2 separate regions of the Mus musculus genome follow, and region 1 is linked to region 2. Evidence: chromatin loops called from intact Hi-C (ENCODE). Cell type or tissue: gastrocnemius. All regions are shown on one strand.

Region 1 (8,000 bases), 51 kb after region 2:
CTCACCTTGGAAAGGGTGTTAGTCCCTTAAATTGATATTTAGTAGGTTTTTAGAGATGAGGTTCTATAGCACAGGCTGACTGGGAGCTCACCATGTGGTCCAGGCTGGCCATCCTCCTGCTTTAATCTCTCAAATGCTGAGGAAACAGGCCCGAGTCACCACAGCAGGCTCTGGTCTTTACTATCTGACATCCCGGGTGCCCTCGCAATACTTTCCGGCCCTTACCAAAAGGAGGGAAGAAGAGTGGTTCCCTCCCAGTGTGGTGTGTTGTGGATCTTACATCTTTGCGACACAAAATCCCCTCAAACCGATCTGTCCACCCAGAGCTGCAATCCCAAGCTGGCTCAAGCCCTGCTCTATTCGGTCCCCTGGGGCAAAGAATCAGCAAGTCCCGCCTCCTGGCCACCCTGCCCCTGCAAGCCTGGGCACCCAGATGCCCTGCCCAGAACACTCCTCTCCCAGACCCTCCCCTGCCTTTCCCACTGGGAACCTGACTTCCCATGGCAGGGCAGACAGAGGAGGCTGAGGACTGTCTGGAAAAGAGCTCAATGAGTCTTTTCGAGCTTTGAAAGCAGCTTTGCTCCCCGGTGGAGCCCGACTGTCTGCTGAGCTGCAGTGAGGGGTTTACTGCTGGGTTATAGGGCCCTGGGTTATAGTCTCAGGCACCGTGTGCCCAAACGGTTCCCTGTCCCTTGCCTCCTAATGAATGAAAATGGCCTCCAGCCCCACCCTTCACAATATGATCCTAACTATGCCATCCTGGCCGACTTCACCTAGGGCCTGTCTCACACTCCTCTCTCTCAGAGCCAGAAGGTTCTCCACTCCAGCTGCTGCTGATTTATTTTGTGAGTCCCCGGGAGTGGAGGCCACTTCCCACCCTGCAGGCCATATTCCCTGCGAACTTAATTGCCCATTTTCATGGACCTCCCCCCTCCCCAACTTGTTCAGTGGAAAGAGAATGTTCGCCCACACACCGAGCCTGTCTGTTTCCTCGGGGGTTTTGGTTGGGAGGCCTCTGTGTTGAGCGAGTGTGGAGTCCCTGACATCCTGACCTCCACTCTGTCCTTGCTCCTTCCAGGCACACACATTTCCTTGCTTTGTGTGAAGCTCAGTGGAGTATCCCTGCCCCGGATTCTGAGTGTCCTTGGCTGTCGACCTGTTTTCAAGACAAAGAGTGCCCCACCCTACCTGTGGGGGAACCCATTGAATGGGCAGCCAACGGCATCCAGTGCCAAAGCCATCCAGTGCCAAAGCCAAAGCCAAAGCCAAAAAAAAATCTAATTTGTCGCAAATATGTGAACAACTTAATGAATACCAACTTGGATTGACTGCTAGGCGGGCTTTCCCTACCACCTCTGACTCCAGACGAGGGGCCAGGATTCTCAGGAAGCTACTGAGTATAATTCTGCCTCCCCACCCCCATGCTGGGAGAGAAAGGGAGAGGAAGGGAGAGAGAGGTGTTAGGGTTACATGTTCTGTTTTAGTGGGGAAAATGCTGGTCGTCATTAACTGTATAGTATCTAGAAACTTCGTAACCTTGCTTGGCTCTTATTCAGCCTGAGCTGCAATACTTTGTCTAGTTGATACCAAGTACTTAGCCACTGAGTAAAGCAGCTTGCTGGGGGTTGCATGAGAAATGGAAAGGCAGGGATGATACAACTAAGGCTACCTTGCCTTGAGAGTTCTACTTCAGTGATCTACAGCTCCTAGAACTTGGAATGAAGACACACGGGTAGCCTCTGCCTCCACCTGCATGACCAAGAACAGGTAGCTAGTTCTTTCTGGCCCAAGCACGTGTGAGCCGGCATGTTCGGGTCATTGCCAGAATTTGCATACTCCTCTGAGGAAAGAGTCCCTGTGCATCCCAAGAACATTCTTGTGCTTCTGTTCTTAGAGCTAGGGCCTTGGTGTGCACCACAGCCCCCAAGGAACAGATGACATTTACTTAGCCTGGTCGCTAGAAACAAAAGGCCCTGTCCTGAGGCCAGCTTGTCTCCCGTATTCATTTATAAACTTTTAAAGCCCTGAACAAACTGGGCTGGTTGAGCACGTGCTCACTGCTCCGCAGCCCTAGGAATTATAACTGGACATGGGGTCTCTTAGTTTTGTTTGTGTGTTTGTTTGTTTGTTTGTTTAATGTCTTTTACAAACCCCTACACTGGTTTGTAAGTCAGACCACATACAGTGATGTCTTTCAAAGCAGTTAGCCCTAAGGTACCTCTCAGAAGGGCCCTCTGGAAGAAAGTGAGCCTTTTAACCATTTTTACCCATTGTTCAAGTCAACCTATCAAGACAAGCCTCCTTGTCCTCTGCTTCCTGCCTCCTGCCTCCTGCCTCCTGCCTCCTGCCTCCTGCCTCCTGCCTCCTGCCTCCTGCCTCCTGCCTCCTGCCTCCTGCCTCCTGCCTCCTGCCTCCTGCCTCCTGCCTCCTGCCTCCTGCCTCCTGCCTCCTGCCTCCTGCCTCCTGCCTCCTGCCTCCTCTGCCTCCTGCCTCCTGCCTCCTCTGCCTCCTGCCTCCTCTGCCTCCTGCCTCCTCTGCCTCCTGCCTCCTCTGCCTCCTGCCTCCTCTGCCTCCTGCCTCTGCCTCCTCTGCCTCCTGCCTCTGCCTCCTCTGCCTCTGCCTCTGCCTCTGCCAAGGCTAGTTTTCCACCTTTCCCCGTTCTATGCGCCACAAAGCCTCGATGCAGGATCAAGTGTGGGCTGCTCAGGAGTTGTAGTTCTTTTCGGTAAAGATCCATCCACCGTTGCTGACAAGGAACTCCTGCCTTATGCTAGATTCTGGCTTTTACATCTTGGTTTCAACCACGACAGTCTTGCTGGTCGGACACTTAGGAAAACCTGCATCGTGGTGGTAGCACCCACATCAGGCAGCTCGCAAGCACTTGTGACTCCTGCTCCAGGAGACCTGATGCCTTCTTCTGGCCCATGCAGGTGTACACAACATGGAATATACTTTCACAGAGAGACACACAGACAAATAACTAATAAATAGGCCTTTAACTTGACTTCTGATATCACTCTACCCTGTGCCTTCCTCTTTCTGCCTCTCTCTCTCTCTCTTGTCTCCTTTTCAGGTCTATCTGGGAACCCTGCAGATTTGGAGAAGCGTAGACTTGTTTTTGGAAAGAACGTGATACCTCCAAAAAGGCCCAAGACTTTCTTAGAATTAGTGTGGGAAGCCCTGCAGGATGTCACGCTCATCATCCTAGAGATCGCAGCCATCATCTCCCTGGTCCTGTCCTTCTACCGACCTCCGGGTGGAGATAATGAAAGTGAGTGTCTGAGCTGCTGCCCATGGCTGATCTGAGTCCTTTCCACACCACCAACCATATTAAGTACCAGTGGTTTTCAGGTTATAGTACAAAATGTTCTTCTTACCCAGCAGGCTCTACAAAAGAGAGCTAGTAAGCCATTCTCCTAACCGTTCCCCTTCCCCTACCACATCCTTATTCAGAACACCAGCCATCTTGTGTCCTTACCTTTGCTTCTTAGTGTATCCCAACCATAATGATTGGCATTGTGGGAAATAGCAGTGAGCCTGGCTGCACATCCTGTGACTTGCATTGGCATACTTTGTGCTGTTTAGTAGCTAACACAAATTAGACCTAGTAATGATGAGAGATCGCTCCAGCCGACTGATTTCCTTGGAAATCTTCCACTTCAGAGTCTAATTTTCTATTGTTCTCTCTTCGTGACTGTCCACCTTGTGGAGGTTGTGTAAATACCTCCCTCGTTTCAATGATTCTTTCTTCCCTTTCTGGATAGTCTGTGGTCACATTGCAAGTAGCCCAGAAGAAGAGGAGGAAGGAGAAACTGGCTGGATTGAGGGGGCGGCCATTCTCGCCTCGGTGATCATTGTGGTACTCGTGACAGCCTTCAATGACTGGAGCAAAGAGAAGCAGTTCCGGGGGCTGCAGAGTCGCATCGAACTGGAGCAAAAATTCTCCATTATCCGGAATGGTCAGCTTATCCAACTCCCAGTGGCTGAGATTGTGGTGGGAGATATTGCCCAGATCAAATACGGTGAGAGCACCATGTTTCTCTAGCCAACAACATCCCCCTCCCCAGACATCTGAAGAATAGGTCCATTGACATGAGGAGCTGGGAGTTTCTGAAAGCCTCTGCTAACCCGTCAGTGAGAATTTAAGGGGGTTGTGGGAAGAAATTCTGAAGAAAGCCATAGCCAAAACTCGTCCAAGTCAGACTTTTGTCCTGTATGGCTTAGGAGTAAAAATATGGAATATTTAGGCTACAGGAAGGTGTTGATTCAAGATATGTGTGGCACTAAGGATCAAACCCAGGGCCATTGCAGTATAGGTAAGCCCTCTGCCACAGAGTCCCAACGCAGCTCTAGAGTTATATCCTTTTTACCCCTTTATGTGGAGGCTCTTGACATTCTCATGAGACCATAAGGAGAGCATCCCTAAGGTAGAGTGGAGGAGTTGGATGGAGGTCCGTATGACTATCCCCTACCAAGTCTTACCCGTTCTCCCTTATTGTCACCCTTTCCCTTATGCACTAGGTGACCTGCTGCCTGCAGATGGAATTCTAATCCAGGGAAATGATCTGAAGATTGACGAGAGCTCTCTGACAGGAGAATCAGATCATGTCAAGAAGACTCTGGACAAAGACCCCATGTTGCTCTCGGGTATAGTATCTGGTTGCCCAGGTTTTTATCACAGCCTCTAGATAGTAGGGTCAAGGGTTCGGGGATCTCTTCCCTCTATTGGCTCCAAGCTTTCTTCTTCTCTTGGTTTGAGTCAGAGTAGAAACGTGGTTATTCCTGATGCAGGGATGTCAGTAACCTGAAAGACGTTTTTCATTAAGTGTTACAGGAGTTCTGTTGTTTGAGAGGATGGCATAAAGTTAATATGTTAACCTTAACCTCTGTCTCCTTGGCCTGTTTTAAACAGGCTCATCTAGCTTTTTCTTGCTGCCTACTAAATTAATTACAATCCACAGAGAAAAGGGAGCACCATGCTCTTATGTTTGTATTTCCTAACAGATCACAGCTAAGAACATCAGACAGCACTCATCCCTCTCTGCCTTCTCCTTTCCCTTCTGTAGGGACTCACGTGATGGAAGGTTCTGGACGGATGGTAGTGACTGCTGTGGGGGTCAACTCCCAGACTGGAATCATCTTCACCCTCTTAGGAGCTAGTGAGGAAGAAGATGATGATGACAAGAAGAAGAAAGGTAAGGGGCGTGCCGAATGAGATTCTCTCATCCCTGTGACTGAACTAAAGGTCGGAGAGCAGATCCAGACGGAAGAGCTGTTAGGAAAGTCTGCCGGGACAAAGCAACAGATACCCAGCCTCCTAGGCAAGATGCAAATGTCAGTTGTGAGGCTGGAGAGGTGGCTCGGTAGTTAAGAGCACATATTCTTGCAAAGGACCGGGTTCAGTTTTCAGGCCCCACATTGGCAGCTAACAACCATCTACAGCTCTCTAGTTCCAGGGAATCCTGTGCTTTCTTCTGGCCTGTGTGGACACCAGGCAAACCCATGGTACATAGACATATATGAAGGTACACACACGTGCATACACACACACTCGTCGACCTTGTGTCTCTGAGGAGCACCAATGAAAACCATCGAACCCTGACTCAAATCCCTCAGGTCAGATTGCATTTCCTCAGTCCCTGTGTCTTCGGTAGGTTGTGAGGGGTAGCCCAGCCTGAAAGAGCAGGCAAGAGCTCCAGCCAAACTGCCTCCATGACGTCCTCCTCTTCCCTTCCCTTCTTCCTCAAGGACTGAGGGGTAAAAATGAACTATCCCAGCTAAGAGGGAAGTGACTTAAAGCAAAACATGGATCCCACAGAAACTGTGGGCTCTCCGCTGAAGACAGGCACAGCTGGAAGATAGGGAGCCAAGAGACTATGTTCATCCCGCAATTACCCTAGTCTTGGTCACTCACTTCTTCCTGAGGTAGGAACATCAGGAGAAAGAGACCCAGATGTGAAAGCCAGACTCAGGCCTTTTTTTGAGCATTCCTTCTTCCTGTGGGAAGAAAAGGGTTTCTAGCACTTGGCTGAGAATCATCTGAGGTACTTAGTAGAGAGAAGCTTATGAAAGAGTAACACTCTCTCAGAACCCAACTATTCATTTTTACAGCTGCCCTCAGCTGAACACCTAGAAAGCTTGCCTAGGGCCTGTTGAATTGACCTGAAGATGCATTTTAGGGCCTCGCCACAGACAGCTATCTCCAGCCTCTCTCTCCCTAACTCCCACCCTCATTTTCTCAAGAGCTGTGACTCAAGACAGGAGCATCCTCCCTCCTAGCTGCAGGAGAAGCTCAGGCATGACCGTGTGTGCAGCTGTCTGATGCTTGGCTCCCAGGGATCCATTTGAATCGAGATAGGAAGGATGACTGAGCAGAGACGTGAGCTTCCGTTCCAAGTATCTCCCTGCCCCGCAGACCTCCTCCTTCACTGTCACCCTTCTGTGCTGGGAAAGGACAGAATTGGATATCAGATCATCTCTTTATTCTAGTTACTTTGGGTCTCCACCCCGCTTTTTCTTTCTTGTTCAAACAGGTAAAAAACAAGGAGCCCCTGAAAATCGCAACAAAGGTAACCTCTCCACCCACTCACGTTCCATCTCTACCTGCCACGCTCAAACCAGACCTCTCCAGGCCATCTGCCTCCCTGCCCTCTCCATAATCTGTTATCTGCTGCTGTGGCCCAGTGCCTCATCCTGAGGATGGTGCAGAGATCTGGGGGTGGGCTTCAGGCAGAACAGCAGCACCCTCTGCTGTTAGCTTGAGGAAGCAATGTCCACAATTCTTTGGTACCGATCCGCTCTTCTCAGCGCTGAGCTCTGCTTCACTGTCCGCGGCAGCGGCAGTTTCTGGGTTGGAAGTCACGGTGGAAGGTGTTGGCCAGGCAGTCCCTGCACCCTCCTCTGCTAGCCGCCTCATGGGTGTCTTCTGGTTTGTATTTCTTCTCTGTTCGTCTGCTCTGAGGCTTTGGAAAGAGACATTTCCCTCTGCCTCTCTGCCCACTTCTTTCTTTGTTCTCACCACAGTCTGTTTTGTTCCTCCTGATATGGTTTGTGTTTCTCTTGGTGGCTGTGTCTGCATCCCATCTCCGTCTTGTTTGTGCATCCGACAGAAGAGACCGTAACTCAGGAGGGAGTTCCTAAGCAAACAGTGACGTTGGAGGGGGACGGGGACCAGCAGGAAGTAGTCTTGACATGGCTCCTAAAGTAGTTTTTCCCCCATTACACACATCATAGTATTCTTCAGAAATAAAGTCACCATATTGGATCACCCGGGCTTAAGGAGAAAGAACTTGAATTTCAGGTCTCTTTATTCTTCTTCCAAAGGGGAAATCCTGGGTTTGATGTGCCCGTGCTCTCTGCTTTGCCTTCCTCTGTGTCTTTAGAGCAGCTTCTATTCTTCACCCCACCCCCGCCCCAAAATACTCAACTCAGGTCCTGCTCTGTACCTCCTTCTTCCCTTGTCCTTCAACTTTTATAGAAGCTGAAAAATAACTTTGGTCTTGGGAGGGGTGGGGTGAGCATCTGTCTTTCTTCCCTGATTGGGGGAAGTGGGTTTTAACAGAATAGACTAGGGCCCTTATGTTCTAGAAACATCAGCCCTTTGATCCCTTTCTACAGTAAACATTCCCTGTTTTAAGGTCTGGATTCCAGAGAGGATGCTTAGTAAGGGGATAGATGGCCTCCATGGTGTGATCAATCCCCTTGTTGCTATAAACCTGGCCTGTGGCTCTGAGGGATGCCAGGAAGTTGTGGTAAAGAGAAAATCCAGACCGAGAAGCATCTTCGACCTCATCTCCAGTTGTCAGACATGTCCCAAAGGCCCTAGTGGAGTCCTGTGTCTGGCATGGGTGAGGACCAGTCAGGGGTCTAAGGAACATTCCAGGAAGAGACAGAAGGGCATCTTGCCTTCCACCTGCCTGCCATCCACTGCTATATTCTTGCCTGCTCACTTGCTCTGTCCGTGTGTCTACCCTAGCAAAGACCCAGGATGGAGTGGCCTT
Region 2 (8,000 bases):
ACATTTCTGACTTTCAGAAATCTGAGATCAGACAATAGCAAACCTGGAGTCAGACAAGGGCCACTTCCTGATTAGGCCACTGACTTCTCTATCCTCAGGAGAAGGGCGGGGACAGAGACCTTGGCACTCTCCTGTGCCTCTTAGGACACTTACCCTATTCACCAGGCTCCTGCCCTCCAGAGGGCTCATTTCAGCACTTTCAGGATTTAACTTCTGTGAATTTGGGGGACAGGACCCAGAAGCATTCAGTCCATAGCACAGTAGCTCTCCTTACAGACTGCTCTTCACCTGAGGGAAGAAAATCTATCTTTAGCAAGACCATATCCTTGTCACCTTAGTAAGGAATCAAGCATTCACAGTGACAGGAACCCCCTCCTGCCAGAAGGGAAAACTTCCCCAAGCCTTCCAAGAGGAATTTCTACCACAGTCTGTGGTCTAGTCAAAACCGGTTAGCCAGATCTAGTTTCAAAGAGATGACTAAGACATCGAAAGGGGGGACATGCAAATCAACAGCCTGGGCTCAAAAGGGGGGGAGTCAGTAATATATAAAAATTGGGGGCTGGGGGCTGACAAGATGGCTCAGAAGTAAAGGGTGTTTGCGGATAAATAGGTGGGAGAAGAGACCCACTTCTTGAAGCTGTCCTGGCTGCCCACACACAAAATAAGAAAGTAAACGAAAAGATCATTGTTGCTACAGAGGAAAAGGATGAAGGTAAAACCCAGTTTCCATTAAAAGAAAACAAAGAAAAGCTGGAGGTGTGGTTAGTTGGTTCTGAGTACTTACCGCTCCCTGCTCCTGTAAAGGGGCTAGGTTCAGTTCCCTACAGCCATGCCATAGGGCTTACAACCTCCTGTAACCTCAGTACCAGGGTAACACCTCTGGCCTCTGGGCACTCATATGCGTGTGGCACACATGAACTCACACAGGTACACATACATACACAAGAATTTTTTAAAAACACAAATCTTTTAAAATAAGAAAATGAAAGAAACCAAAGAGACAGTCGAGTCATAAGTAATGTATGACCTTTCATTTTATATATTTTTTTACATTTTTAAAAATTTAGTATCTGTGTGTATGTGTGCTCTGAAGTGTGTACTCTCTGCATGTGTGTGGAGGTCGGAGGGCAAGCTGTGGGAGTTCTTTTTCTCCTTATACCACATGGGTATCAGGGCTCAGACTCTGATCATTTGGTATCAAGTGCCCTTACCCACTGAGCCATCTCACTGGCCCAATGTATAAATCGCTTCTTATTAATTTTCTATCTTTACTCACTTTAAGTGGATGGATGCTTAGACTTGCATGTGTGTGTGTTCATCGTGTGTTTGCTTTGTTCCTGTGGAGGTCACAAGAGGGTATCTGATCCCCTAAAACCAGAGTGACAGGCAGCTGTGAGCCACTGTGCGGGTGCTGGGAATCAAACTCAGGTCTTCTGTAAGACCACCCGGTACTCTTACTCCTTGAACCATGTCCCTAGCCCCAATGTATAAATTTCAATTGTATGGGGAGGGGTATATATTGCAAAGCCATCTTGGGACAATTGGAGATATTTTAGTCTGGATATTAAGTGATATGCAATTACTATTACATTTTTAGATGTAAAAGTGACCATATGGCTTTATGCCATAGTATCTTTTTTATGCACAAATATTTAAGGCAACGTAGTTTTATGTCATTTTCAAGTGGTTCAGCACAAATGTGTGTGTGCACGTGCACATACACCCCAAAGGAGAAAACGATGGTAAAAGTCGGTAAATCCTCCTTCCTTAGTACATGCAGGACCCTCAGTCTACCCTCACTCCAACAAGAAAACAAGGCAAAACCAATTGCTGACTCCAAGTGAAGTGTCTGTAGTTGGTTGTTGTATGGTTTGTGGTTGGTTTGTTGTTATTGTTGTTGTTGTTGTCGTAGTTGGCGTCATCCTCCTTCTCCTTCCACTCCCCTCCCCCTCCTCCTCCTCTTCCTTCTCCTCCTCCTCCTCCTTCATTATTTCAGGTTGGATATACTTAACAGTCTAAGATAGAGAGAGACTTTGAGTCCCAGAAAGGGCTCCCAGATTCCTAGCCTCCTTCCTCCATCTTTCCTAAGCACCCAGAGGGGTCTTCCCACATAGTCACTTCCCTTACCTCCCTCACTTCTGTGTCCAGTGAGTAGGCTAGTGGGCTGAGCAGTGCGATGGAGGCCTGATGACACCGTGCCTTGGCTTAGAGAAAGCCTAGGAACTGGGGGGCTTCACCATTTGAGGAGGTCACAGGTTGTAAGAGGGGGAATATGCCTACAGCCCCAAAGTTATTGCTGACCTCTTCTGACCCCTTCACACCCTCTAATAAGGTGATTCTGTCTAATAAGGGAACCTGTTTTGCCTGCTCAGAGCCTTGGTGCCTGGCCTAAGTGTGGTGATTGGAATAGGTATGACCTATAGGTTTATGTGTTTGAATGCTTGACCCATAGGGAATGGCACTATTGGGAAGTATGGCCTTGTCGGAGTAGGTATGGCCTTGTTGGAAGAAGTGTGTCACTGTGTAGACGGACTTTGAGACCTCATACACACACACACACACACACACACACGCACATGCACACACTCATGCTCAAGCTCTGCCCAGAGTGGAATCAGAGCCTGCTGCCTGTGGATCAAGACATAAAACTTGTGGCTCCTTCACCTCCATATCTGCCTGCATGTCGTCATGAGAATGGACTGAATCTCCAAAACTGTAAGCCAGCCCCGATGAAGTGGTTTCCTTTATAAGAGCTTTGTAAGAGTTGCCTTGATCATGTTGTCCCTTCACAGCAATGAAACCCTAAACACTAAGCAGGGCCTTCCACATGTTCCCTTGCTGGGGACATTATACTTGGTTGCACTGGCAATGGCCCAGATCACAGCGAGGCCACCCCCACCTCTCTAGCCTGGTCCTGGCTCTGGAGAGATGCAGTTTCTGGGGCTGCTCTTCTTCCTTTCCCTGGAAACCTTGGGCTAGACCCAGTGTGACTCAGGGCTCTCTCTGTATACGATCCTGCCGTCAACTCCTCTTCTGTCTTTTCAGGAGCCTGAGGGAGAAGGAGCCAGAAAGCTGAAAATGGGCAGACAGGGAGGGGTTTGTTCTAGGAGCCATTGAGCCTGCGGGAGAGCTCAGAATTAGGAGTCAGAGGCCTAGTGATCTCGTGCAATCTGTATGACCTTGACTGAGGCAGCTATCTCCCTGAGCCTTCCTCCCCCTCACTGGACCATGAAACCAAGTGTAGACTTTCAGAATCCAGATGCTACAGCCTGCGGCTAAATCCCATCACCTACTTGAGATGACAGGAAGAAGGGAAACCAAGCAAGCTTTGCCTTTTTACAGCCACCCTTGGAGTTAGAAATAATGACAGGGTATAGGTTCCCCACCTCCAGAACTTCAGTTAGCAAGTACTTAGTACTGATACTTCCCAGTGGCTTGGTCACTATTCTATTGCTGTGAAGAGACACCATGACCAAGACAACTCTTAACAACAACAAAAAAAAAAAGCATCTCCTTGGGAGCTTGCATACAGTTTCATAGGCTTAGTCCATTATCATCATTGCCAGGGAACATGGTAGACATACACCGTGCTAGTCAGTAACTGAGAGCTACATCTGGTCCTCAGACAAAGACAGACAGAGAAATAGGCCTATCATGGGCTTTTGAAATCTCAAAGCCCACCCCCAGTGATACAAATCTTCCAACAAGGCCACGCTTCTAATTCTTCTAAGCCTATCCAAGAGTTCCACTCCCCAGTGACTAAGCCTTCACGTATGTGAGCTTGTGAGGGGCATTCTCATTCAATCCACCACACCCAGCCATGATCGTGCTGTGTCAAGAACTGTGAACACTGATTAGAGGTAGAGAAATCCAAGTCTTCAAGGACTTACTAAGGGCCACAAATCCCAAGAGACCCATTAGATTGAATCTTAGGAAATTACCAAATATGCAACCATTTCGACCTACAGAAAGTAGTTTTCTATGGTTCATCCTAAATATTAGTATTAAATGTTGGATATCAGGGGTTGTATAGTTGATGCTGTGGGCTAGTGGGGTTAGCAACATTTGGGTAAGCTGCTACTTGTTAGGCTAGCCTGCCCTCTCTTCTCAATACAGATTTTTGGCCCTGGAGGTGGTATGTGTGTTGACCAAGTCTTTGTCCAAACTTCTATTGAAATTCTTACAGTAATCTTCCTAGAACTGGCCAAAACAGTTGCCCATGGAGAAGAAAAATTGCCACCCACCTTCACAAGACTGTCCCTGTGTCCCTAGTAGCCACCTTGACAGTTTGAGGATGGAAGGAACCTCAAGGGAACAAAAGCAAGCTACTCTTTGCCCTAACCTATGGTAGAGAGGAAGACACACTTACAGAGTCCTGGCTAGGCTGGGACTTACTTGGTAGCCCAGATTAGCTAAGAACTCACAGCTGTCCTCCTGCCTCTGCCTCCCACATGCTAGGATGAAAGGTGTTTGTCACAATGCCTGAATAATGATTTATTTTGTGATACTAGAGATTGAAGGTAGAGCCTCAGCAGGCATGCTACTGCCGGAGCTGTATGCCCCCCCCCCCCCCCCGCCCATCTTTTACTTAGAGACAGGGTCTCACTAACTTGACCAAATTGTCCTGGAGCACATGCTGGCCTTGGACTTTCGGTCCCACTGCCTAAGCCTAGGAAGTAGCTGGGATCACAGGCCTGTGCCACCAGACCTGTCTCAACTGAAAATAATTCTTGCAGGAGGCAGTTGCCAGACAGGATCTGAGGGGGTAGAAAGGACGGTGTAGGAGTTGGGCAGAGGGAGGTCTGTGTGGCTGAGTCCTGACTGCAGATACTGAGAGCCCGAGAGTGAGATGTTTCCGCAGGTGAGGGAGGCTGTCTGTGCCCACCCGCTGGCATGCCTCCAGCCTTGTCTGAGCCAGCACCAGTGTCACAGGCAGGATGGCATCTGGCCTCAGCAGCAGCTGCCATCTCCCTGCTCCCCTGGTGCTGGGACCATTAGGGTGATTTTGATATGTCCTCCCTGCTGTCTGTACTACAGCCTTCTTTGTGGGGAGCCCTCGTAGGACATCTGTTAGGATGCTAGGACAGATACAGCTGGCATCCGCTCTTCCAGGAGCTGCCTGACCTTGTACAGGGAGGTGGGTCACTGGCTTGGGGCTGGGAAGCATCTTGGTTGCTGAACCAGAGGCTGTGAGGTGGATGAAGTTAAGGAAATAGTCCATTTTCCCTCTTTGTCAGAGGAGAAAACACAACCCAGAGACTTAAGCAAGGATATCTGGCTCGTCTGAAGCAATGCCAGGGCCAAAATGCAGTTCTTTCCCTACCAAGTCTGCCACTGAGTGCTCAACACTCCTGCCGTGTCATCGCCGGGTGACCCTGCTTATCACTGAACCTCCCTGGCCCCAGGGTCTCTCCACATATAACAGGGAGCCATTCCAATAAGCTAAAGAATGATTGCTTCATCTAGAAGATCATGTGTTAGGAGCACTTTGGATGAAAGATGCTCACAACCATGGAGCCCTGTGCTATTGAGAGTCAGGGTCATTAGCACTAGAGAAAATGCAGAGCCGTGCTCCTGGGAGTACCACCCTCATCCACACAGCTGCTAATGGAGCCAGGCTCTGTTCTTCACAGCTCTGTGTGGAGTGGAGCCCTGAGCTGGAAGGGGCAGACTGATCTTGAGAGGAAGCAGCCGTCATGGCAGGGGATGGGCAGAACCTCCTGTCTCCAGCCTGGGTATCCCTAGGCCTGCCTTTTCCTTGGTGCAGGTTCCGTGAGAGATTAGAGGCAGTACAGAATGGACGATATGGGATCTCTACTTCTTCCGGGGCAGCTGACTAAGCCAGATTATCCTGTGACCTCCTGATTTGAGGGTCACCATAACATGACAGTGAATACGGTTTCGTAGATGGAACCAATCTGTCATTCATTTGCTTTCCTGTGTACTCATTCATTGAACAAACAGGAAGTGAGTGCAAACCATATGCCGGTTACTATGTTGAGGGTAGGAAAGTGGTATCTAGAATACAGGAAGAGCCCAGGATGGCTGACCCGAAGCTCAGAGAGGCTTTTTTGGTTTTACCATGTCCGTGTGCATCCAGAACCCTCTGCTTAGGCGGAGGCAAAAATACTACATCACTGGGACACCCAGACAGGATCCAAATGGTACCTGGGAAGAAAACAATGCATTTACAGGAAACCCTCTGTTTCTCTTCTAGTCCTCCCCATGCACTTTAGTCCCTCCACCCTCCTTGCAGAGGCAGTAGATTTAGTTTCAGATGGTGCATGCTGTACACACACTTACTGGGCCTCTAGAAAACATATATGCCACCTTCCTTTATGTTCCCTGTAGTGTTGTGACAGCTGTACTAGGTATGGCAAGGAACACTGTGCAAATGGGAGAGTGCTGGGTGTCTGTGAGGCTTTCTGTGCGTGTTCCACATGCTCCTCTGTGCTCCACGTGCTCCTCCATCTCCATTTCACTCCCTTCTCTCCACTGCCCAGCTCTCTGCCCTGCCCCACCTCCCAGCCCCCAATCACCCTTCCTGTAATACCATCATCTTGTCCTCTCCCCTTGCCTAGACAAAACCTACAGCAATGTCTGTTGCATCTTAAATAACACCAGCATACATAATCCAAGCTAATTTATTAACCATGTGTTCAGTAGCTAACTCAGAGCGTCTCATTCAACATTCCCCATCTTAGACAGCAATCAATGTTAGGAGTCTTCATTTTACAGATTAATGAAGATATTTCCAAAACAAAAGGCTGAAAAGCAACCTGACGTATTTAAGGGCTTCCTCTTTCTATTGCTGAGTGACTGACTAGTTGACGGGGGCATGGAGAGGCTCCACAGCATCTATTGAATGTCAACTAAGCACCAGCTGCTTTCACATTATGTCACAACAACCACCTTCTGAGACAGGTATAGGATTTGACTTCCAGCATCTGGTTGTACGAACAGACACTCACTCAAAAGAGCAGGAAGAAAAAAGAAGAGATGGGGCCTTATTAAAAGGTTATGGGGAAAGGTTGCAGAACTTGGGTGTGGGAGGGTAACCCTGGCCTTCTCCACAGGCCTTGGAGAACTCTCTTCACAGCAGGTTCCCCCCTCCCTTGTGCACACACACAAGACTTAAGCAGTAGGCTCAGCCCAGATCTCTAGATAAATTAGCTCAGGCTCTCAGTCCAAATGCCAAAAGATGCTGGTTCCAGCTGAGCTCTGATGTCTTCCCATTATCCATGGCCTTCTGGAGGGGTGTGGAGCCCAATCAGACATGGCTACCCAGTCCTGTCTTACCCGGAGGCCATCTGGCTGGCTAACACTGGTGCTGATCTTTGGGCCCAGGCCTGTCTAACATATAAACCTGTGCCCTTTCTACTCAGGGCTACTGCTGAACAAAGGTACTTGAGTCTGATTCCCCTGGAGTGTTCTGTTCTGTCCTGTTTTTCTCTCCACCCTGATACTGGGCAGTGAACCTAGGGTCTTGCCCACACTAGGCAAGTGCAGCATCTCACTAAGGTGTATCCTCAGTCCTACTCTTCTTGGGTGTATGTTCCATTAGGGCCAGGATCTTAGTCATTTTTGTTCAGCGATGTCTTCGGTAGCAAGTGCTCAATGAAAGACTGCTACAGGACTGCAGTGTAGCTCTGTGGTAGGACACTGGCCTAGCTCTTATAAAAGCCTGGGTTTTATCCATCTACATGACAAAGACTGAGCAGAACATACGGGTAGGGGTGGGCAGTAGCTTTCTCTTGGGAAACTTTTGCCCTCTGAATTCCTCAAGACCTGAATGGAAGAAGTGGGTTATTTTTTAAGCCTTGGAGGATGGCCTCTGAAATAAGTAGAGCAGTCCTATGGGGGCACTTCTGGCCCAACTTTTATGGTGAAACGTTAAGAACCATGTCTTAATGTGGAAAAGGCTAGAGGAGACTGCACCTTCGATTTCTGTTGCCTGTTTTATGCATCTGACCTGGGCTGTTAGCCACAGGAGGAAAACA

What was found. Hi-C counts contacts between places; a loop is a spot of excess contacts. Peaks named below come from ENCODE experiments on the same cell type or tissue, not always from the same donor. Only the 100,000 strongest peaks of a DNase experiment are listed, where the experiment ranks them.
Region 1: a loop joins it to region 2, with 9 times the contacts of the local background. A loop is called at or near these places in 9 of 42 quality-filtered maps.

What each region holds. Positions count from the first base shown.
Region 1 is chr1:133,735,185-133,743,184 of GRCm38, reverse strand. It overlaps Atp2b4 (ATPase, Ca++ transporting, plasma membrane 4), which reads left to right. Exons shown (of 20, transcript NM_213616.4): 2 at 3,074-3,271; 3 at 3,765-4,022; 4 at 4,522-4,647; 5 at 5,067-5,195; 6 at 6,534-6,569; 7 at 7,976-8,000. Among named protein-coding and RNA genes, the nearest start is that of Mir6903, 13 kb to the right of the region's middle. In gastrocnemius, a CTCF peak has its summit at 6,755 (motif pointing left); DNase peaks (open chromatin) are centred at 463, 1,232, 6,367 and 6,743; H3K27ac peaks cover 1,755 bases.
Region 2 is chr1:133,785,935-133,793,934 of GRCm38, reverse strand. It overlaps a transcript of Atp2b4 not described here. Among named protein-coding and RNA genes, the nearest start is that of Atp2b4, 36 kb to the right of the region's middle. In gastrocnemius, no CTCF peak of the experiment used is centred here; DNase peaks (open chromatin) are centred at 4,916 and 7,249.